Linked DNA regions of Homo sapiens: regions 1 and 3 are each linked to region 2. The links are chromatin loops, found by intact Hi-C in ENCODE. Cell type or tissue: CD4-positive, alpha-beta T cell. All regions are shown on one strand. Region 1 overlaps ELAPOR2 (endosome-lysosome associated apoptosis and autophagy regulator family member 2). Region 2 overlaps ELAPOR2 (endosome-lysosome associated apoptosis and autophagy regulator family member 2). Region 3 overlaps ELAPOR2 (endosome-lysosome associated apoptosis and autophagy regulator family member 2).

Region 1 (8,000 bases), 72 kb after region 2:
AGGCATATGAAAAGGTGCTCAATATCACCAGTCATTAGAGAAATGCAAATCAAAACTACAATATCATCTCACCCCAGTTAAAATGACTATCCAAAAGACAGGCAATAACAAATGCTGGTGAGAATGTAGAGAAAAGGGAGTACTTCTACACTGTTGATGGGAATGTAAATTAGTGCAACCACTGTGGAGAAAAGTATGATGTTTCCTCACAAAACTAAAAATAGAGCTACCACATAAACCAGCAATCCCACTGCTGGTTATGGACTCAAAAGAAAGGAAATCAGTATATCAAAGAGATATCTGCATTGTGACGTTTGTTGCACAACTGTTCACAATAGCTAAGATTTGGAAACAACCTAAGTGTCCATCAACAAATGAATGGATAAAGAAAATGTGGTACGGCTGGGTGCGGTGGCTCATGCCTGTAATCCCAGAACTTTGGGAGGCTGAGGTGGGCGGATCACAAGGTCAAGAGATCAAGACCATCCTGGCCAACGGGGTGAAACCCAATCTCTACTAAAAATACAAAAATTAGCTGGGCATGGTGGTGAGCACCTGTTGTCCCAGCTACTCGGGAAGCTGAGGCAGGAGAATCGCTTGAACCTGGGAGGCGGAGGTTGCAGTGAGCCGAGATTGCACCACTGCACTCCAGCCTGGCGACAGAGTGAGACTTCATCTAGAAAAAAAAAAAAAAGAAAATGTGGTATGTATACCCAATGGAGTACTATTCAGACATAAAAAAAGAATGAGATTCTGTCATTTGCAACAACATGGATAGAACTGGAGGTAATTGTGTTAAGTGAAATAAGCTAGGCACAGAAAGACACACATCACACGTTCTCATTTGTTGATCTAAAAATCAAAACAAGTGAACTCATAGACAGAGAGATTAGAAGAACAGTTACCAGAGTCTGGGAAAGGTAGTGTGGGGGTTGGAGAGGGAGGTGTGGATAATTAATTGGTACAAAAAAATAGAAAAAATAAATAAGTCCTATTATTTGATACCACAACAGTGTGACTATAGCAAATAGTAAGTTAATTGTACATTTTTAAATAACTGAAGGAGTGTAACTTAATTGTAACACAAAGGATAAACGCTTGAGGGGACAGATAACTCATTCTCCATGATGTGATTATTTCACATTGCATGCCTGTATCAAAACAATCTCGTGTACCACATATATATCTACTATGTACCCACAAAAGTTAAAAATTAAAAAATGTTTAAATGTCAATTGTCCCAATGAAATAGCATTTTTACCATCAAATTAGTAATGATCGTAACAGTTTTCAGTGTTGTCCAGAGTATACAGTTTATGTCCTTCAATCTAACTTTTCTGCTACAAGTAATCATCTCAATTAATTAAAAATCCAGACACTGTTTTGCATTGTTTTTGATCATAACAAACATTGATTATAACACTGTTTTGATTATACAACAGAAAATTTAAAACAGCCTATGTGCCCAAAATTAAATTTACACATTCATTCAACAAGCATTTATTGAACATCTACTAAGTGCCAGGCACTCTTCAATGTGCTAGGGATATAGTAGTGTCTTGTTATCTATATGAAGCTTACAATTTATTGAGGGAATGTGAAGTCATACAAACCAAATAAATAATTAAAATATACATTATTATGGATGCTAAAAGGACTATAGAGAAAAACAAAAGCATGAAATGTAGATTGAGAGGAAGGGATTGAAATTTTATTTTATTTATTTATTTTTTTTTGAGACCGAGCCTCGCTCTGTCGCCCAGGCTGGAGTGCAGTGTCCTGATCTCGGCTCACTGCAAGCTCCGCCTCCCGGGTTCACGCCATTCTCCTGCCTCAGCCTCCCGAGCAGCTGGAACCACAGGCTCCCGCCACCATGCCTGGCTAATTTTTTGTATTTTTTTGTAGAGACGGGGTTTCACCGTGTTAGCTAGGATGCTCTCAATCTCCTGACCTCGTGATCCGCCAGCCTCGGCCTCCCAAAGTGCTGGGATTACAGGCGCCTGGCCGGGATTGCAATTTTAAATAGGTAGCCAGGGAAAGCCTTACTGACAAAATGACAATTGAGTAGAAACCTGAAGTGCATGAGGGACAAAGCCAAGTAAATACCTGAATGAAGAGAGTTCCAGGCAGAAAAGATCCAGTACAGAGGCCTTGAGAAAGGAGCATGCATAACACATTCTAGGAAGAACAAGTAGACTGGGACTGGCTGATGCAAAATGAAAAATGGGGACTTCTATGGTTTGAATGTGTCCGTGAAGGTTGATATGTTAGAAACTTTATCCCAAATGTGGTGATGTTGGGAGGTGGGGCCTAATGGGAGGTATTGGTTCATGAGGGCTCCATCCTCATATATGGCTGATGGCATTACTGCAGGAATAGGTTCCTTATAAAATAGAGTTCAGGCTCCCTCTTGCACTTGTTCTCTTTCTCTCTCTTTCTTTCTTGCCCTTGGCCTTTTACCGTGGTACGACATAGCAAGGAGGCCCTCACCTGGATCTTGGACTTTCCTACCTCCTAAACCTGGAGGCAAATAAATTACTGTTCATTATAACTTACCCAATCTATGGTATTCTGTTATAGAAGCACAAAATAAACTAAAAGAGGGAGAGTAATAAGAGGTGACATTAGAGGCTTCATGGAGGTCAGATTAGGTTGGACCTTTGATATAGTTTGGATATTTGTCACCACCCAAATCTCATGTTGAATTTTAATCCCCAATGCTGAAGATGGGGCCTGGTGGGAGGTGTCTGGATCATGGGGGCGGATTGCTCATGGCTTGGTGCTATCTTTGCAATAGTGAGTTCTCAGGAGATCGAGATCTGGTCATCTAAAAATATGTGGTACCTGCCCCTCCACTCACTCTTGCTCCTGCTTTTACCATGTGATGTCCCTGCTCCCCCTTTGCCTTCCACCATGACTGTAAGCTTCTTGAGGCCTCCCTAGAGGCCCAGCATCTGCCAGCACTGTGCTTCCTATAAAGCCTCCAGAACCATGAGTCAATTAAACATCTTTTCTTTATAAAGTACCCAATCTCAGGTACTTTTTTTACAGCAATGCGAGAACGGCCTAATACAGTCTTGTATTAATGAAGCCTTAGAAGGGTGTTGAACAAAAGAATAACAGTTTTAAATTTATATTTTAATGCTATCTCTGAGCTGCACTGTGACATCAAGATGGAAAGTTACAGTGATAGTCCAGGCAAGATACAATGGTAGTATGGCCCAGAAATTACAGGAGAAGTGAGAAGTTCTGATTCAGCTATTGGGAAGAGGATTTGCTGATAGGATGGATGTAGGATGTAGGAGAAAAGACATCAGTGGAGATTGCAGAGTTCTAGATATGAGCAACTAGAAGAAAGGAGTTGCCATTCAATGAAATGGAGAAAACTATACAAGGAGTAGGTTTGGGGAAAATGTCAGGAGTTCAGTTTGGTACCTGTCAGATTTAAGGTACTTATACAAGTGGTGACACCAAGGCTATGCTTGATAGGATTCCAGGGGATGGTCCACAAAGGAAGTGTTAATTTGGGAGCTATCCACATATAGGTGATATTTAAAGCCAAGAGACTCCCGACATCACTAGGAGTGTAAGGATGACAGAAAAGACAGGAGGGCCAAGAATAAATCGCTGGAACATGGCAATGTCAAGATGTCAGGAGAAACTGGCAAAAACTGAGAGAGATTACAATGGATTAAGAGAAAAACCAGGAGAGTTTGGGGTGCTTGAAGCCAAGTAAATTTCAGTGATGACAGAACAATCAACTGGGTACAATGTTTCACAACGTATAACTTTTATAGTTAGAAAAAGTACTCCTATAAAATATTTTTGTAAGTAAACAAATTTACCTACCCATATCCCAGATCTTTCATACTTCAATGCACCTCCTGAGAAACACTATTCTTCACTACATGAGAATAATAACTGATATTGGCGACTGCATTAGAATTTACAAAATGCTTTCAAATGCATTAGCTTGATCTCACAGCAATTCTAACATAGATAAGACAGGTTTTACTCTGTCCATTTTCAGACAAGAAAAGATTTAAAGGGGTTAATTTGTTGAAGGTCACATAAACCAGTGGCAGGGCTCACATTTGCATTAGATTCTTAAATACCTTCAATACTGCTTGTACTATAACAAGACACAACTTTGCAGCTGGACCAAAATGTAAACATCACTCCCCCATAAGTAGCAAACATTGGAAAACATTTACCAAGAAGGCTAACCATACTCTCTTAATATTACCATGTTTTTCTATTTTAATGTCAATCTCAGAAAGAGGTGCTTTATTAATTTCCATATTTGTGTCTTCTATCAGGCTATGATCTCCTGGAGAATGATGACAATATTCTCTGAATCCTGTTTTATCACCAGCATCTTGCATAATTCCTGACATATAAAAGATAATTAAGAAATGCTTGCTGGAGTACTTCATGGTAATGAGAGAATCTCATGGTCCATTTGATGTGATTATTTAAGGAGTTTCTAAGACACCCTGCAGAAGCAGGAAGTAAGCTAGGGTGACAGTTTAGGGAATTTTAGCAATGAAATGGGTCCCTGGATTTCAGGCAACTAAACTGTATTCCTGTGTCGGTCCATTTTCACACTGCTGATAAAGACATACCCAAGGCTGGGCAATTTACAAAAGAAAGGGATTTAATGGACCTATAGTTTCAGTGGCTAGGGAGGCCTCACAATCATTGTGGAAGGTGAAAGGCACATCTCACATGGCGGCAGACAAGAGAAGAGAGATTGTACAGGGAAACTCCCCCTTATGAAACCACTGGATCTCAAGAAACTTATTCACTATCATGAGAACAGCATGTGAAATAACTGCCCCCATGATTCAATTAACTCCCACCAGGTCCCTCCCACAACACATGGGAATTCAAGATGAGATTTGGGTGGGAACACAGGCAAACCATATCAATTCCTTTCTTTATACTGAGCGCAATGGTTCTTGCTGGGCTTCAATCCCAGGGTTTCCATTTTAGTAGGTTGTGCACAGGAACCAAGCACTTATATTTCTAACAACTTCCTAACTAATGTTGACACTGCTAGTCCTAGGAGCTCACTTTGTGGACTACTAACCTAGAGAAAAGAGCTCATAAAAGCAACATTTTGAATAAGGGTAATAAATGTACTTCCAACTCGAGTTGTAAACTGAGTTGAGAATCAACTTCAGTATATTCTGATCACAGGGTTTGTTTTCTTTTGTTTTGTTTTGTTTTGTTTTGTTTTGTTTTGTTTGAGACAGGGTCTTGCTCTGTCACCCAGACTGGAGTGCAGTGGCACAATCACAGCTCCCTGCAGCCTCAACCTCCCAGGTTCAATCAATTCTCCCACCTCAGCATCCCAAGTAGCTGGGACTACAGGCCCATGCCACCATGCCCAGCTGATTTTTTTATTTTTTTGTAGAGACAGGGTCTTGCTATGTTGCCCAGGATGGTCTTAAACTGCTTGGCTCAAGTGATTTACCTACCTCAGCCTTCCAAAGTGTTGGGATTACAGGTGTGGGCCACCTCGCCCAAACTGACCACTAGGGTTTATTTCAGGGTCTTAAATCTGGCACAACCAAGAGGATATGTTGATTAGAATTAAATGTACCATAAAGATCAATTCCTGTTTATAACTGAAAAAGCAGAAACTATTCACTTACTATATTTTTAAGTCAGTGATTAGTGCTCCCAAAGAAAAGGATATATGTCTTACTCATTTTTAAAACCCCCAAAATGCCTTAAATGAAAGATAGTACTGTTTGCTAATAAGATGATACAATCCTTGCCCTCAATGAACATATCATGTACTAGGGGAGAGATAACATTTGTGTATTCAAAGCCTCTGGTAAAACAAATGGTGCCTTTGTGTGATTTAGAAAATAGTGACCCCCTCTGGGCATATGAACTAGAAAAAGGTATCCCTTTTTCCAGGTAAATGCAGACCTGTGCCAGGACATATAGCTAAGCATGCTGAGAAATGGGTGGATTCTTCTTCTTACCCCTTTAGCTGGGTGCCCTTGGAGAGAGCACAACTCATTCATCTATATGGGGTGGGGGGCTGTGCGTGCAAAACACTTGTGGGACAGCATATATGTGTCAGAGAGTAAACAATAGGCTGTGACTAGAATTCAGAGAAGAGAAAAGATCCTTTGTTTTTACTAGTCCAGGAAAGGATAGGATATAGGGATGGATCTAGGTCAGGAGGCTTCCTCTGTGAGAGATGTTCTCTCACCATCACCCACAACCTGCATCCAGCTAACTCCTACTCATCCTTTAGATCTTACCTTAAACATCTTTTCCTGGTAATCCACCTGCTCCCAGCCCCTAACTAGGATGGCTATTCATTCTCACTGCACACGGAAATTTTCCGTCACTGTACTTATGGCAAATGTAATTGCATGATGTGTGGTTTTGTTTTAAACCTACTCCCCTGAGATTACAAAGCTCCATGGAGCAGGGGCCTATGTTTTGTTCATCCATTCATTGTCAATACCTGCTATATAAGTACATGATAAATATATGTATATATACATATTGAATATTGAAATACTACATAGAACACACATGATGAAAGGCAAAAAGGAAAGAGAATAATCTGTGGTTTCTTCAAGAGAAAAGAAAAGCAACCAAAATGTGGCTAGTGTTTTCTGACAATAAAGAATTATTATAAGATGCAAGACTCTGCTGGAGAAGACACTATGATAGGAAAACGTGCCACTCTATACTATGCTCTGCTATTTCCATCCCTTGTGCTAAAATATGACACTTCACAGATCTGTCAACTCTTGGTTTTACATTGTAAATATTGATGGTGTGAATACTTGCTCGCATTTGCCTAAAACATGAGAAATGATTCTAAGCATAAGAACTGGAAATGGAAAATTCACCTCCACAGGCATTAACAGGAAAGATTAGTTACGTTAACTGCTTGAAAACAGAGGCTGAGTCCTAACTCCTTCAATAACAGTGTGACTGTAGAACCTTTGACAGCTTCACCCATAGCCCATGGCCTTCAGGGACTTCCTACAGAAAGGATGTTTCTCAGCTGTGCCCATCAAGTTCTGAAACAAAAAACATGACCATTACAGGTCTTGTGGTTTACATGGATTTTGAAGACCCAGTAGCTTACCAAATCTAGGAAGGCTCTATAACACAATTCCACTCCATCACCACCATCTCACCTCCCAGTTAACACTCAACCCATCTCCACCATCCCATAGGAAACACTCTGGTGCTGAGCACCAGTGACCTAATCACAGAATTCAATCTTCTCTCTTCAGTCATCATCTTATTTGGATTTCATCGGGCAACTGACACACAATGAGCCCTATCTTCTTCAAAGGCTTTTCTTTTTCCCACAACTCCACACTCACATTTCTTCTTTACCAGCCATTGCTACATGTCTCCTTTGTGAACTCCTCGGTTTCTGTCCCCTTTCATGTAGGTAAAACCCAAGTCCTATCTTCAGCACTTTGTTCTCACTCCCTGCATGATCTCAACCAATCCAGTCATTTCAACAATGTCTTCCATTCAAGTTATTCCCAGGTCACCACACCAGCCCACACCATGCCCCTGAGGAACAGGGCCTAATAATACCTAACTGCCTACTCAACAGCTCTACATAAAGTCACTCCTTCCAGACAGAACAAGCTCCTTATCCCATCTTCTTCACATTTCTTCTCAGGGAGGTTAAGAGGCACCATCCTCTAATCAAGTTAGAACATTTCATTCTCTCACCCTCTGCATCCACTCACTGCCAATTCTATCTAAAGCATACTACTCCTCTTTTTGAAGTCCTACTACTGCATCCTATTGCCTACCAAATGAAGACCAGCTTCTTAGTGTGATATAAGGTCCCTTATGATAGGCTCCTGCCTGCCTGTCAGATTCATCTCTCATTAAGCTTCTCATTGCATGCTGTACTTCAGTTAGAACCAATTACAATACAATGCTGTTTCATGTTTCTGCCCTTTTTCAATCTGTGCTCTTCACCTGAAATG
Region 2 (8,000 bases):
TAATACCTCTGTCATAACTATACTTTCTAAAATTAACCTTAAAACATCTATTAAAAGGTTTTCTTCTTAATCATAAACATTAGACACCTGCTGTTCTGTCTGCCTGGCATGGCTTTCCTATTTCTTTAGGTAACAGCATGCCCCCTGCTCTCATTACACTTTGCAGTTCTGAGTGGGCCAACCCCTGGCCAGGCCCTAATATGGACATGCTATCTGGACAGTCACAATAAACTATTCACACTGGTGCTAACCAAGATGGAGAAAGTCCGCTACAGTTTCTTTTTCCCACTCTGCCCAAAATATAAAAGCAAGACTCTGCAAAATAAACAGCAGGTAGTCTGAATAAGAAAGTCAAAACTTTCTAACAGCTAATACAATGGTAGGGAGTTACCGGGCTTCTTTTCTTTCCTTTTTCTCCTTGAGCTGAAGGTGGGCCAAATCAGGGAATTGCACAGTGGGTTCAGAATGCAAAAAACTACAAGAGAAGCCCATTTTTCTGGCCAGAAGAATAAGAAAAGAGATCCCTGTGGTTGGAGTACTGGGAGAGGGGAAATGGGATCAGAAAGTGAGAGGGATATCCATGTGCTTTTTTTCTTCTTTTTCTCTTCCAGTCCTTCCCCACGGCCAGCACCAGCTTAGAACAGCACTGATTCCACAACAACCATGCAAACACCTAATATGCCAAGAGAAAACCTCTCTCTCTAGATAAGATAACTAGAACAGGGACTTCAGCTGTGCAAAGAGCTTAGGAGAAAATCCTTATTATTCTTTTTCTTCCTTCCTTCACTTGTCACTTCATCCCAGGCAAGTAGAATTGCACAAAAACATGCAGGCTAAAACTATACAATAATCCATCTTTCTGGCCAGAGGAAATATAAAAAGCAGTCCTGAGAAAATATTCCAGAGAGTAATAGAGAAGATAATCCTCTGGTTCAGTCTATGAAGTAACAGTCCCAGGCTCACCTTCAAACTGTGCAAATATGGAATATACTCAAAGAAGTATAGCAAAGGCATGGAGAGCTGAACTACAATATAAACCACTATCTGAACTAAACCCTGAGTATTGAGCAAGGGGCAGATGATCCTGCCCCTCACCTGCCCCCTCCACACACACAAAAGATAAAAACAGCCAAAGTTTTGAAAACTGAATAGACACTGGAAGGAACCACCACACATAAAAGGGAGAAAAAACATGTGGTCTGAACCTAACCAGGTCAACTGGCTGCTGAAACAAACCAACCGTCTACAGAGGATTTTATAAGGATCTAGAGATTCACAACATAATATTAAAAATATCCAGAATACGATCAAAAATCACTTGGATATACAAAGAACAAGGAAAATCCGACTAATGCTCCAGAGAAAAGACAATCAACATATAACACCACCAAAATGTCACAAATATTAGATTCTCTAAAAAATGTAAAGCATCTATTACAACCATCATGCATAAGGTTAAGGTACTCTAGGGCCTGGGGTCCTCAGAACTGCCCTGCATAAGTTCTGTGTTTTCAAGCTTAAACTGTGTGAGTCGGGTTGCTGTCACTGCAACTATGGGTGCTAACAGATACTTGAGATAGGCAATAATTCTATAATACCAACTCATATTTATGTATGTCTCAAATCTCAGTCAAGGTTGATGAGTGTGGTGGTGATGATAGCTGCCACTCATTAGTGATACATATCAATCATTGTGCTAAGTTCACAATATCTTAGTGCTGTCGACCACCTTGTAAGGCAGAGTTTTTACAGATAAGGAAACCAACAAAGATTTAAGTAACCTCCCAATGTCATAGAGCTGATTTATAGGGGTTCTGGGATTAGAATCTAAGTGCCTAACTCTAAAGCCTGTCCTCATGACCATTATAGTTCCCGTCCTGGATCCTAAGAGCTAATGTTAAATCTAAAAACTTCATAAACAGAAATCAGAATAAAAGCTGATGCCTCATTATTCCTCCCTGTACATCACAGAAAGCAGAATTTGGCTAGCAACATCCCCTTTCACCCAATCTCTCCCCGTATCTCTCAATATCATGTCTCTCCCTATATCATACCTCTCCCTGTACTCTCAATACCATAACACCACCCTGTCTCCTGAGGAATCAATAACCTCAAAGTAAATTTTAAAATAATTCTTCACAAGTTATCTGTTCCAAAATAGCTTTACTTTCTACCACGTCTTCTAATTCCTCAGCTTTGTCTGTTTTCCTACATCAGTTTCAAAACAATATTTAATATTTTGTTTTCTGATTACAAAGCAATACATATTCAGTATGAAGAGTTTAGAAAATAGTGAAGCACATAAAAACCTATCATAATATCATCAACCAAAAATAACCACAGTTAGGATGCCAATCATTTTTCTAAGCACATTTATTTAAAAATTAAGATACCCTTTATCATATCAAGTTTATATTTTGCAAGTAATAAGTATTAACATTTACTTGAGAAAATTAGAAAATATGGATAAGGATGGCTTTTCAATGGCATTCTCTTTGTTCATATTTTTAAAAGTTATATATTAATATGTCATGGTCACTTCCTGATATGGTTTGGCTCTGTGTCCCCACTCAAATTTTACTTTTAATTGTAATCGCCATAATTTCCACCTGTCAAGGGTGGGACAAGGTGGAGATAATTAAATCATGGGAGCAGTTTCCCCATGCTCTTGTGATAGTGAGTGAGTCTCGTGAGGTCTGATGGTTTTATAAGCATCTGGCGTTTCCACTGCTTGCAGTCATTGTCTCTCCTGCCACCCTGTGAAGAGGTGCCTTCCGCCGTGACTGTAAGTTTCCTGAGGCCTCCGCAGCCATGTGGAACTGTGAATCAATTAAACCTTTTTCCTTTATAAATTACCCAGTCTCAGATATTTCTTCATAGCAATATGAGAACAGACTAATACACTTCCAGTAAGAAAATTAAACATTTATCTTTTCACAAAATATAATACACATCTCTTCATCTAGGAATAAATTAAGAAAAAATATAAGACACACTGGTTGGGAATTATAAAGCCTATTTGCCTTGCTCTTTTCACCAGTACTTATGGATATCTTTCTTTTGTGGGAAAAATAAAGGAACATTTTCTCAGTGCTCTCAGGCCCTTCTCCATGATTCACTGCAGAAACTTCAAGCAGGCAGATTGTTTATAGTCTAAGAAGGAGGCTGAGGCAAGAACTTGATTATCATCCCAGCACCATCATTTTTCCAACTGTGTGCCTTAGGAAGGGCACTCAGTGTCTCTGAACCTCAATTTCCTTGTCTATCTGTAATAAGATTGTAATGCCTTACACCTCTTTATCTTGTAAGGCTATAGGAATAAATATACATGGTAATATTTAGGCTTGAGTGCCAAGAAAACTCTTAATTATTGTGTTTCAGGTCATAAACTATACTAGACACCAGGAAATAATGACTATAACTGTATATTTTTTTGTTTGATCCTTGTGGCAACACTGTGAGGCAGGTACTGACACATTTCCTCAATTCTGAAATGCAGATTTGAAGACTTTTGAAACCACATCAAAAGAAACTTGTCACTAGCTTTGCAGAATAAGTGTCAGAGCCCATGCCTATGCAAATTTAATAGGCCAACTATGCACTCATTTTGTTATCACTTCAGTTACCTGTATCACAAGAGTTGGATTTACCTTTAACTTTCTTTATAGCATCTGAATAAAGATTGCACAATGATGCAGCAAAGAGACCAAAAGTTAATGTATACAAAAGATTACCTCTGCCACAAGAGGTAATATAATTAAGAGGACAAAAGTTGCCAACTCCCCGAGAAAAGACCACGTTAAGTTTAAAAGCTAGAACACAACCACTTCATGCATCTTGAAGGACTGTCACTCAGATACTATCTGCCAAACACTTCTGAATAACTCCTAAGAGACATAGTTTAACTACAGGTGACAAAATCGTAAGTGTAACCTAGTAGAACAAAGAAGCTTTTAGGGGTATTTATAAAAAGAGCTCAAGTTATTCACAGTAGGGAAATATAAATTAAAGCCTAACAAACAAAAACAATAATAGGAAATGAGACACCAGTCCAGCCCTAACTTATGGGATGCTGTTAAAACTAATTGATTAAGTACATTAATTGGCAGATGCCTAAACCCAACTAAGCTAGAGCATGAGCTCACAAAAGACTTGACATGAGTAAAGCCAGAATGTGGAGAGAATGCAAGACAGGGTATAGAGTAATAAAAGAAGAAAATTGGGGAGATACTAATATGGAAGGCAAGACAGAGGTAGTATCAGGTCAAGCCAATGCGAGCTAGGATCCCAAGCACAGGTTTAGAAAAGAAACATGTCACCCAATCTCACAAACTGCCCACGGACAGAAGTAGCTCAGGAGACTCCCAGGGGTGTCCAAGGGAGAGAATACAGTTGTGGGTTCTTCGTTTCTGTTTCTGGTTGGGCCAGTAAAGCCCCTTTCTCATCTCTTTTTTCCACTTATCACTAGAGACAGAAACTAAAAATCATGGTTTCAGGCTGCTAAAAGCCTAAAACAAAACAAAACAGAACAACAACAAAATAATGTGGGCTGGACAAGCTTGCTAGATATTCCAGGCAAAAGCACAGACTTGGTCTTTGACAGAGATATTAAAGAAGAAATTATACAAAATTAAGTGGATACACTTATACTATTGTCGGTTGGAAAAAATTATTGTACATTTAACAGAGTGGCAATTTCTCTCACTTACCAAAAAAGGTAATAAAACTCTGGTACGTTTTAGAATAAATAGTGCCTTTGAATTAAGGAAATATGGTATTGAGAGAAATCTGAGATTCCAGGTTTCTGACATCAAACAGTATGTGTGAGGCAAAGCCAAGTGCCAAAAATAGCACAAGAACAATTCTGTCTTTGCTGTATTACAGTTACTAACCTTAGCAATTTACTTACTAACATACATTTGAGGCAGTTCCCTCTTTTATTACTTGCTTTTAGTACTTCAGCACTTCCTATCTCAGCTGGATCCCCACCCGCTTTCTGCAGTCTTTACGGACACCTTCCCTAGTCAGTTCACCTTCCCACTCTCCTCATGACAATTCTAAAATTGTTTCAAGCTCAGTCCCTTCACTCTCTACAAATAACCTTGCATTCTACGTTGACAAGAATATAAAAGCTCTCTAGGCATTAGTTTCCTCAAATTGTCTCCCATCTTCTGTTTGGGCATGCACAGACTGACAAGCATGCCTCCTTCCTGTGGGTCTCAAGTACTAAAGGATCCTTCCTACTCTCCAAAACAAGTATCTCTGCCAGTTCTTCCAATCTCCTCCTCTCCTTAAACGTGTTCCTTTCATTCCATTAATTATTCTGCCTCTTTCTTGCTTTGGTAATGCCTATCTCTCATCTGGCTCTCCCCTCAACAAATAAATGATTAACGTTTCCCCCATTATTAAGAAAATAAAACAGCATCTCCACTGATCCTGCATATTGGTGGCTCACCATTTGCTCTTCAGATCCAGTCTCCAAGGCAGGCCTGGAGAGGCTGACCTTTCTGGACTGTATCACTCAGGCTCCTTTGCACTACAGATTCTGGGTGTTCATCTGATGGGAGGCATCAGCAGGAGATTAGAGAGAGTTCTCTATCTCCTTTCTGCCTTCCACAGCCACTGAGCTTCCAGAACACCATTTCCTCCACTTGCAGAAGAGTCAGATCTACAAGTGCTAACCAGTTGCTGCTAGCTCTTCACACTTCTGTTGTCGGTTCCCTTAAATTGGTCCATACCTCCATAAAAAGTTTCTTCATTAAACTCTATTCAGTTGAACTTTTGCATAAGCCATCTGTTTCCTGCTGGGACTCTGTGATACATCTCACGCCACTCTCTAGCTCCTTTCCATTTCTTCCCAGCTGTGCTTCCTGAAAGACTAGTCTGGGCTCACTAACTGCCATTATCATCTGTCATCTACACTTCAACTAACTGTGATCTGGCTTCTGCCCCCTCATGAATCCACTAAACTGATCTGTCTACTGTGGTATTCTAGATCATTTATGATCTGGTCCTAACTACCTCCCAGCTATTCCTCCCACCATCTGCCATTAAACCATGTGCTCAAACCATAACAAATGTTTCTAGCTGTCTTGGAGGATCTTACATGGTTCCCTCCACTTGGAGAGTGCTTCTCTGCTTCAGGCAACTAATGAACCGCTAGTCATGTGCAAGCCTCAACTCAGGAAGCACCTCCTTCTGGGAATACTTACTTCCCTTACTTTCTTCAGTTCCAAGATAGCCAAATAGGAACAGCTCCAGTCTGCAGCTCCCAGCGTGATTGACGCAGAAGACGGGTGATTTCTGCATTTCCAACTAAGGTACCTGGTTCATCTCATTGGGACTGGTTGGACAGTGGGTGCAGCCCACTGAGGGTGAGCCAAAACAGAGTGGGGTATCACCTCAACTGGGAAGCACAAGGGGTCAGGGGATTTCCCTTTCCTAGCCAAGGGAAACCATGACAGACTGTATCTGGAAAATCAGGACACTCCTGCCCACATACTGCGCTTTCCCAATGGTCTTAGCAAACGGCAAGCCAAGAGATTATATCCCGCATCTGGCTCGGCAGGTCCCATGCCCACAGAGCCTTGCTCACTGCTAGTGCAGCAGTCTGAGATCAAACTGCGAGGCGGCAGCCTGGCTCGGGGAGGGGCATCCACCATTGCTGAGGCATGAGTAGGTAAACAAAGTGGCCAGGGAAGCTCTAACTGGGCGGAGCCCAACGCAGCTCAGCAAGGCCTGTTGCCTCTGTACATTCCACTTCTGGGGGCAGGGCATAGCTGAACAAAATGGAGCAGAAACTTCTGCAGACTTAAATGGCCCTGTCTGACAGCTCTGAAGAGAACAGTGGTTCTCCCAGCATGGTGTTTGAGCTCTGAGAAAAGACAGACTGCCTCCTCAAGTGGGTCCCTGACCTCCGTGTAGCCTTACTGGGAGATACCTCCCAGTAGGGGCCGACTGACACCTCATATAGGTGGGTGCCCCTCTGGGATGAAGCTTCCAGAGGAAGGATCAGGCAGCAATATTTGCTGTTCTGCAATATTTGCTGTTCTGCAGCCTCCACTGGTGATAACCAGGCCAACAGGGTCCAGAGTGGACATACAGCAAACTCCAACAGACCTGCAGCTGAGGGACCTGACTGTTAGAAGGAAAACTAACAAACAAAAAGGAATAGCATCAACATCAACAAAAAGGACATCCACACCAAAACCCCATCTGTAGGTCACCAACATCAAAGACCAAAGGTAGATAAAACCACAAAGATGGGGAGAAACCAGAGGAGAAAAGCTGAAAATTCTAAAAAACAGAGCACCTCTTCTCCTCCAAAGGATCACAGCTCCTCGCCAGCAACAGAATAAATCTGGAGGGAGACTGACTTTGACAAGCTGACAGAAGTAGGCTTCAGAAGGTCAGTAATACCAAACTTCTCCGAGCTAAAGGAGGATTTCAAACCCATCGCAAGGAAGCTAAAAACCTTGAAAAAAGATTAGATGAATGGCGAACTAGAAAAAACAGTGTAGAGAAGACCTTAAATGGCCTGACGGAGCTGAAAACCATGGCACGAGAATGACGTGACACATGCACAAGCTTCATTAGCCAATTCGATCAAGTGGAAGAAAGGGTATCAGTGATTGCAGATTGAATTAATGAAATAGAGCAAGAAGAGAAGTTTAGAGAAAAAAGAGTAAAAAGAAATGAACAAAGACTCCAACAAATATGGGACTATGTGAAAAGACCAAATCTACATTTGATTGGTGTACCTGAAAGTGACGGGCAGAATGGAACCAAGTTGGAAAACACTCTTCAGGATATTATCCAGGAGAACATCCCCAACCTAGCAAGGCAGGCCAACATTCAAATTCAGGAAATATAGAGAACACCAGAAAGATACTCTTCGAGAAGAGCAACCCCAAGACACATAATTGTCAGATTCACCAAGGTTGAAATGAAGGAAAAAATGTTAAGGGCAGCCAGAGAGAAGGTCGGGTTACCCACAAAGG
Region 3 (8,000 bases), 54 kb before region 2:
AAAGAAGTGAAATTTTAATATATTTTATTTAACCCAATATACACAGAATATCATAATTTTGACATGTCATCAATATAAAAATTAAGATTTTTTTTTCCTATCAACCAGGGCATATCAAAGTCAGTAGAAAACCTAGGAAATACTGCCTTTTACTGTGCCCTGGTTGTTATTTTTATCCTTTCTCAAGCATAAAAACTATATGGAACAGTGTCAACCAGAATGTTGATTTCAAAAACATTTACTTCTAACCTAACACCTAACAGCTATTATAATTTTTATACATTCCCTTCTAGTCTTTGTCCATAGGCACAGTTTAATAATGGTATACATAATTTTGTATTTTCTTTTTTCCATAAGAGTGAATCTCATATTTTCCATGTTTCTGTGTATATTTTATATTTTAAGATTATTTTGTATTTAAAAATCATACTTATATTTATCATAAAAATTTTAAATTTTAAAGACAAATTTAAAAGTTGAAACCTAAAATTACTTATAACTTCATTACCTAGAAAAAAAACACCATTAACATGCTGTGATGTTTCTTTTCACTTTCTTTCAACGCATACATGTTTTTACATCACTGAGCTTTTATTATAGATAATTTTGTATCATGCTTTTATAAATTAACATTATTTCATAAGCACTTTTATAAATACTTCATAAACATGTTAATGACTGAAATAATATTTTATTATTCAGCTAAATATAATTTGCATAATTCACCAAATCGCTCCCACTACAGGACTTATCTACTGTTGATTACACATCCATTTTAACCATTTGGTTTGTTTTTACCTTTAAGTAACATAATATAAACTATAATAAACATATTTTTGTAAAGCTTTTCTATATATTCAATATTTTTCTAAAAAGGAATACCAATAAAAGAGTTATTGAGTCAAATGAATATATTTTTAAATCAATATTGTGTTACTATTCTGATTTTGAAAGCAATGAGTGTCTATAAGGAATATTAAATACAGTAAACCAAATTTAAAAATAAAGTAATTCATATTTCACATAAACCTCCCATCTCCAAGGAATAGCCTTTTAACATTCTTTTTAGTATTTGTCTAGTGTATACTTTTAAAATATATAACTTAGATTTTACTATATAATCTATTTCCTGTTTTTCTTTCATTTAGCATGGTCTTCTGATTTTTCTGATCATCATTCTATGAAAAATATTACCCCTTTGAGGTAAATAGCAATTAGTTAATGGGCGCAAAAATACAGTTAAATACAAGAAATAAGATCTAGTGTTCAATATACAGTAGGGTGTAGTTAGTAGTTTTTTGTGTTGCTCAAAATAGCTAGAAGAATTAGAATGTCCCCAACATTAAAAAGATTGTTTGAGATGATAATATCCCATTACCCTTATTTGATCATTCCACATTTTGGAATATATCAAAATATCACACGTACCCCCAAAATATATAAAACTATTATGTATCATTAAAAAACCACTAAAAATCCTCTGCACATCTAATTTTAATAACTTAACAATGTTACATAGCTATATCATAATTTTATTTAACCATACCCCATTATTGAAAATTTAGTTTTCTCCTATTTTTCACTCTTATAAATAACTCTAAAATTAATATTTTTTGTGCATAATTTTTCTTTACATCACACTGTTTCCTTGGTATAATCCTCATAAGTGGTATTTTTGGCTTGGAGAATAGGAACTTTCTAAATTTCTGAAACTTTGCCAAATTGTTTTCTGTACAACTTGCACATAATGATTGCATAATATTTCATTCCATTAGGGTAATATAACTTTTGTAAACATTATCCTATTTTTGGATATTTCAATTATTTCAATTTTTGTTGTTATAGATAAAGCCCAATGAACATCTTCATGAATAAAAACTACTTGTCTCCAGCTTTGAATTCCTCTTAGGCAAATTTTAGCACATGAAGATTTGCTTCTACATACCTGTTCTGTAACTGTGTGAAAATCAGACCAAGACTACATGAATCTCAAAGCACTCCAAATCATACAGTCAAGTTGGGCAAAGCACACTTGCTTTAACTCCATGCCTTAGTGGGTGACTATCCCAGGGGACAGGCTGCCCCTGTGCCTCTCCATTTCACCCTCGTTCTTGTGAGTGCTGCTCCTCACAAGGTTGGCTACTGGACCAGCCAGTCACAAAATATACATCACCTTTTATCTTTGTAGTTTTTACATTACTGTTTACCATTTCAATGCCACACACTAATACTGCAGAGATTTATACTTTTCATTTAATCATTGATCATTACTGAAAACTAAGCAAAATTTAAAAATAGACTCTCAGTAAATGAGTAAGCAAGTGGGTAAATCAAGTATTTCCAGAGTTTAAGCTATGAATAAGTCCTCTATAAGATCCAATTAAAGTTTCAGGTAATCTTTACTAGTAAGTGAATACACACACACACACACACACACACACACACACAAATGTATTAGTCCTTTTATAGAGTTATTCTATACCCTTGCCTTCCCAATCTTATTTTCCCAATAGGACTTAATTTTCTCAATTTAAAATTCAATTATAGGACATTTTAGGAAAAAAAAAACCTTCAGGGTCAAGTAACAGCTATTATATCTTATTCTTCTTCTCTCTGAGGATTTTTTAAGTGGGATTGTTGGTCAATAATGAAGACTAGCTCACATTTAATATATATACTGAGGCTTTGTCTTTTCCTCTTTCACTCATCTGTTTAACATTATTCAAAAACCTATTATTTGTCAATCTCTGTGCTCATGTATACACCTCACTTCCTATGACTCAAGCTTTTTTTTTTGAATAGATATTGATTTAAAACGTATGTGTTAAAAAGCACACACATACGTGTTTACAATAATTAAACATAATATAGAGAAAAGTGAGCAGATAAAAAATGCCAGTGAGGTTATAAGTAAAGGATGCATTTTAGTGTAAAGGTCTGGTATATACAATACCTACCCGTAGCATAAAGTTTAAAAATACATATATTCATTCAACCATCACATACTGCAGAACAAGTAAATTCCAAGCCCTCTAGGCACTTAAAAGGTAAGAGCAAATACAAATCAACAACTGTTCTGTAGAACTCTGCCACATTTTCAAATTTTCAATAGGTAGAATTCATATATACTTTGTAAATACAATCATAGACTTGACAGGCAAGGGGAATTTGAAGTTAGTTAACCCCTCACCAGGGCACAGTGCTGAGCCAGACTAATCAAGACAGAAATCCCATCATGCTACTCTTTAAAATGGTAAAGAACATAGATTTCATCCCCCTCCTTGGTAAATCTATTCTGGCATTTATACCCATAAATGATGATTCTCAGCATCTACTTCAATACTGCCTAAAAAAAATGCAAAATTAATAGTTTGTTCTTCTATGAATGTCACCTGGCTGTGACACCACATTTACTATTTTTATGGTACAACCAGAAGATGGGCAAGCAGCCAAATGATAAGATTGAAGTTCCTCATACCCATACTTGGTATGTTTTAGAGAGCTAAGTTCAAGAATGAATGATGTCTCTATTGCTGAAATACATCAAGTAGGCTGATTTTGAACTTACCATTCATTCCATCGCACTTTGAATTCCCAACATTGAAGCAGGAAGTTTTCATGTTGCCAGGAAGGACATTCCACCATTTATATTCAAAGCCAAGTGCAGGCTCCGTTCCTGCTGGACATGGTCTACATTCTACAGGAGACAAGTAGGGTCAACAATTAAAATTAAACTGCATATGGACAACTTCTACTTTCTCTGTTCCAAACACACTACATTACAATTAGCAGGGAGAGAAGTGGAAAAAAAAGATATTGGACTACCAGTTCCCTCAGGATGTACTAACTTTTTCAAAAGAAATCTGAAAAGAACAAAATTCTAGATATATTATACATACATACATATACTTGACTAAAATGAAAAAGGAAAAGGACAGAAACAAAATCTTTAAAAATAATTTTTTCCTTCACATCTGGGAGTAGCTGCTAATACTTAATTACCCTCCATAAAAAGAGTAACTATGAAACAAGTTCAAGTTCTCCTGCATGTGACCTTAGAATCAGTTCTTCCACCTTATGAATAAAGAAAGATTTCACTCTTCCTATTGGTTATTCAACTTAACAGAATATTAATACCATTTATGAACTGATTAATTCAAATTCAAAATATTGACTATGTTGAGAATGGTTGGGTGTTGAGGGGCTGGGAAAGTGCTGGGTTTATAAATAAGCCTGATTTAAATTGACATCTGCAAAATTGAAAGAGAAGGGTCTTTTCCAACCATTTAGAAATGTAGCCACTTCGCATCATCACATCAGTAAGAAAAGGAGTAGGGAAAGAAAATATTTCACAAACATTTATACCTGCTGCAAAAGTACTACAGAAGGCATGTTTAAATGTCCTTCTCAATGATGATGAGCCAGATATTATCCACCATCCTACAGACAAGAAAATTGAGCTTCAAAAAGTTTAAACAACTTGGATAAATCACACTATTGGTAGCATGGGGGACATAGATTCAAATCCAAGTCAGTTTGCCTTCAGAGTCCTTTTTATGCTATCTCTCAAAGGCTCTGGATAGTAAGTATACAACATGGCTATATTCAAGCCATCTATCTGCAACTAAAATATTACAGTTGACTGCAATTTTTGTCTACTAAAACTAAAAGAAATTCTGTAACCACTTTCCATAAAAACAATTTAGAAAATGGTCACAGTAGTCCAACAAGATCATTTTGCTAAAGGCCCAGTTATTGGACCAATTGACATCCTACCTTTGGTTCCATCTGAAAATGTTCCAGGAGGACAGGGATGGCAAGAAGATGATCCATTGTTATAAAATCCAGGGTTGCAAGGCGGACAATCCTTCTTCTCTCCAGAAGGGGGCAATCTAATAGCATCTGTGAGATCCTCCCGGCAGATTTTGGGCTCTATCCACTTGTACATTATCTGTGTCTACAAAAAAAAAAAAAAAAAAAAAGCAACCAAGTCATATAACATGCTTATAACAAAAATCTTAAACTGGCAGTATAGGAAAAGTACAAATGGTGACAGAATAGAAGGGCCAGCTGACAGAATCTAAAACATCAGTGACAAAATGAGAGAAAAGAGAGAACATTGGTGGGGAAATGACTGTTACTTCCAAATGCTTTTACCCTAAGCTATAGGTGGCCTTCCCTCGTACACAGCATGTTCCTCATCATGAAATAACTCTTTAAAATGTAGGTAACCTGTTTATCACCCTTACTCTTCTATCCATTCATTTACTTTATTCCATAGCTGACATAAGTTTCTACGCAGCAACTTGCTTTTTCATTTTGAGACTTCCACTAACCTCTTCCTTTCCTCCAACAGCACATTTCATTATGCTTTGCACATAGCAATCACAAAAAGGTTATTTTTCAGAAAGAATATATCAAGATTCACATTTCAATCCTGCTAGTTCATAATATTGGTAGTGGTTCTCGGAGTCTTTTTCAATAACCTGATGTTAGACTACAAGAGCTGTAGCTAAAATGTTTACCCCAGAGGCTTCTAGGTCCTGATCCATGGGCTCTGAACATCATGATTAAGACAACCTCTGCCTTCAAGGAGAGCAGTCTTTTAAACTCTGCCCTTTTATTCTCTCACACTCATTCATTCACCCCCACACAAAGCAAAATATAAGAAAACAGCTGTAACTCAGTCAAACCCCAAAAGCCATTATTATCAAATTTTTATTCTCATTTTTAAACCAGAGATACCAAATGGGTTAGCCATTCGAAAACAAAATTGGTATGTTCAGTGGAGGAAAACAGAAAAGGAATTCTAAATGCAAACATAAAAATAAATCAACTATTTAATAACTAAATGCAGCATTTTTAAAAGAGACTAAAAGTTCCTTTTCTTAAACATATAATCTGCTAAAAGTATTTTTTCTCCTTTAAAACAACTTCTGCAATAGGAAGTCTGCTATTAAAGCTGGGGAATCAAAATTAAAGGCGATTGTCCATAGCTATTTCCAGTTAGTAGAAAATCATGTATAATAACTCCTTTAGGCTACCCAATTTTATTCTCAAGTATTCTTATGGAAGAGTAGATTAACTTATCTGAAGAAGGAGGCTTAAGAAAATGATTTAAAGGTAAATGTCTCAAAATAGTTATAAATAACATTTTTTCTTTTTACAACTCTCTTTTTCCATATTCATTTTTATGAGTTGCATCATGATACACTTTAACCAGCCACTTCACACACCTGCCTTTCTTACCATCTGTAAAATAATGGCTGCTCCTGCTGGGGATTCCTAAATAATTGGAAAAATAAAGGGGCTCTCAACTCCCCTTAAGAAAAGCAATATAAAATTCAGAGAATCTAAGCAAATGAAACATCATCATATTGGAGAGATTACTTTCTTAAAATTCTGGTTTAACAAGCATAGAAAACAAATTTCAAATCCTACTTAATTCCCTAATTTGCTGATTTATTTTGACATTAATACAAATGGATTGCGTTATGTGTGAGCTACTGCACTAGTGAAAGTAGTTGGTTCCCAGGTGGGAGTGGCGGGCGGTGCTGACACCCTGTACTATGTAATCTTCTTAATCACTTTGAGAGGTAGGTATTGCTATCCTCAAGTTTATAAATGAGGAAACACTCCAGATTAGAGCTCTTAATTTGCCCAAAAGTCAAACACAACTAGTAAATGGTAAAGTAACACCAGTCAACAAGAGTCAGTTTGGTAAGGGTAAAAATAATAAAATATGCAAATATATTGTGAGAAGTCAGCTAACCACATGACTTTCAATACATGCAAACTTCTTAAAAATTAAAAAATATACACCACTTTTAAATACTTAAAAATGTAGAAATCAAATTTCAAATGCTCTATAGTAAAAGTTTTATTTACAAAGCCTCTTGTTTCACATGGCAGATTGATTCTGTGCCTCTCTTTCTAATGGAGACAGATGCTTTCAAGTCTGGCTGACTAGGTAAAGATAATAATTAATATTAATAATACTTAGAACCAGAGGGCTTCCAGTGCAGATGAAAAACCAATAATCAATTCATTCTTTGGCAAGTTGAGATAAAACTATGAAATGTCTTATAAAACCAAAACCCTAATAAAGCAAAATTTACCAGTTTATTATTAAGATTACAAAAGAGATCCAGTGTCTGCATTCATATACAGCATGAAAAAAAAACCACATTTTTAAAAACACACAGAGGTATCAACTGAAAGCTGATTCTCATATAAAAACAGAACTCAGAACTGGGAGGACTACAATTTAGGCAAATTTTGAGACTGGCTTTGTCCATGGTTGTCTGATTTATTTCAGTTGTCACTTCACAAATGCACTAAGTCTTTATAAATTGGCTCAACTCATCAGGGCTAAATTACATGTGTTTTTAAAAGGTCTACCAACTGACCCTAACCTAACTGCCTTGTGCTCCATGATGTTCTGGCTCAGGTGGTCTCAGCCAAGCAGGCAATTTCTTATCTCCCAGGCTGTCTCAAACCTTGATCTTTTCCAGTTGCAAGCCACTGGGCACTCATCATTTGTCTCTCTTGGAATTACCCACACCATGCTGCCAACTTGTATCTGACTCCTCCTTCAAAGCCATGCTCAACATGTACAGTTGTGTTAAGTAGGTCGTCAGCCTGCCCAAATACATATCAGCATTCACCTACCTTCCTTTTCTATGACGGCTTTGCTGCTTTTCTCTTTTCCCATGTGTTTACCTCCTTCTCCTCTGATATGTTTTAGATTTCTGTCCCCATGCAAGTCTTATGTTGAATTGTAATCCCCAGTGTTGGAGGTAAGGCCTGGTGGGAGGTGATTAGGTCATGGGGGCAGATTTCCCCCTTGCTGTTCTTGTGATAGTGAGTTCTCATGAGATCTGGTTTAAAAGTGTGTGGCACCTCCCCCTTCTCTCTCTTCCTCCTGCTCTGGCCATTTAAGACATGCCTGCTTCCCCTTTTACCATGATTATAAGTTTCCTGAGGTCTTCTCAGCCACG

Evidence for each region. A loop is a pair of places that touch in the nucleus more often than their neighbours do. Peaks named below come from ENCODE experiments on the same cell type or tissue, not always from the same donor. Only the 100,000 strongest peaks of a DNase experiment are listed, where the experiment ranks them.
Region 1: a loop joins it to region 2, with 2.2 times the contacts of the local background. A loop is called at or near these places in 6 of 110 quality-filtered maps.
Region 3: a loop joins it to region 2, with 2.6 times the contacts of the local background. A loop is called at or near these places in 3 of 110 quality-filtered maps.

What each region holds. Positions count from the first base shown.
Region 1 is chr7:87,047,564-87,055,563 of GRCh38, forward strand. All of the region lies in intron 1 of ELAPOR2 (endosome-lysosome associated apoptosis and autophagy regulator family member 2), which reads right to left. Among named protein-coding and RNA genes, the nearest start is that of ELAPOR2, 8.1 kb to the right of the region's middle. In CD4-positive, alpha-beta T cell, no CTCF peak of the experiment used is centred here; no DNase peak of the experiment used is centred here.
Region 2 is chr7:86,975,460-86,983,459 of GRCh38, forward strand. The region is part of intron 1 of ELAPOR2 (endosome-lysosome associated apoptosis and autophagy regulator family member 2); the gene reads right to left. Among named protein-coding and RNA genes, the nearest start is that of ELAPOR2, 80 kb to the right of the region's middle. RefSeq lists a silencer at 3,577-3,666. In CD4-positive, alpha-beta T cell, no CTCF peak of the experiment used is centred here; a DNase peak (open chromatin) is centred at 3,522; H3K27ac peaks cover 950 bases.
Region 3 is chr7:86,921,960-86,929,959 of GRCh38, forward strand. ELAPOR2 (endosome-lysosome associated apoptosis and autophagy regulator family member 2) reads right to left here. Exons shown (of 22, transcript NM_001142749.3): 9 at 4,777-4,957; 10 at 3,569-3,697. Among named protein-coding and RNA genes, the nearest start is that of GRM3-AS1, 120 kb to the left of the region's middle. In CD4-positive, alpha-beta T cell, CTCF peaks have their summits at 4,916 (motif pointing right) and 5,120; a DNase peak (open chromatin) is centred at 4,902.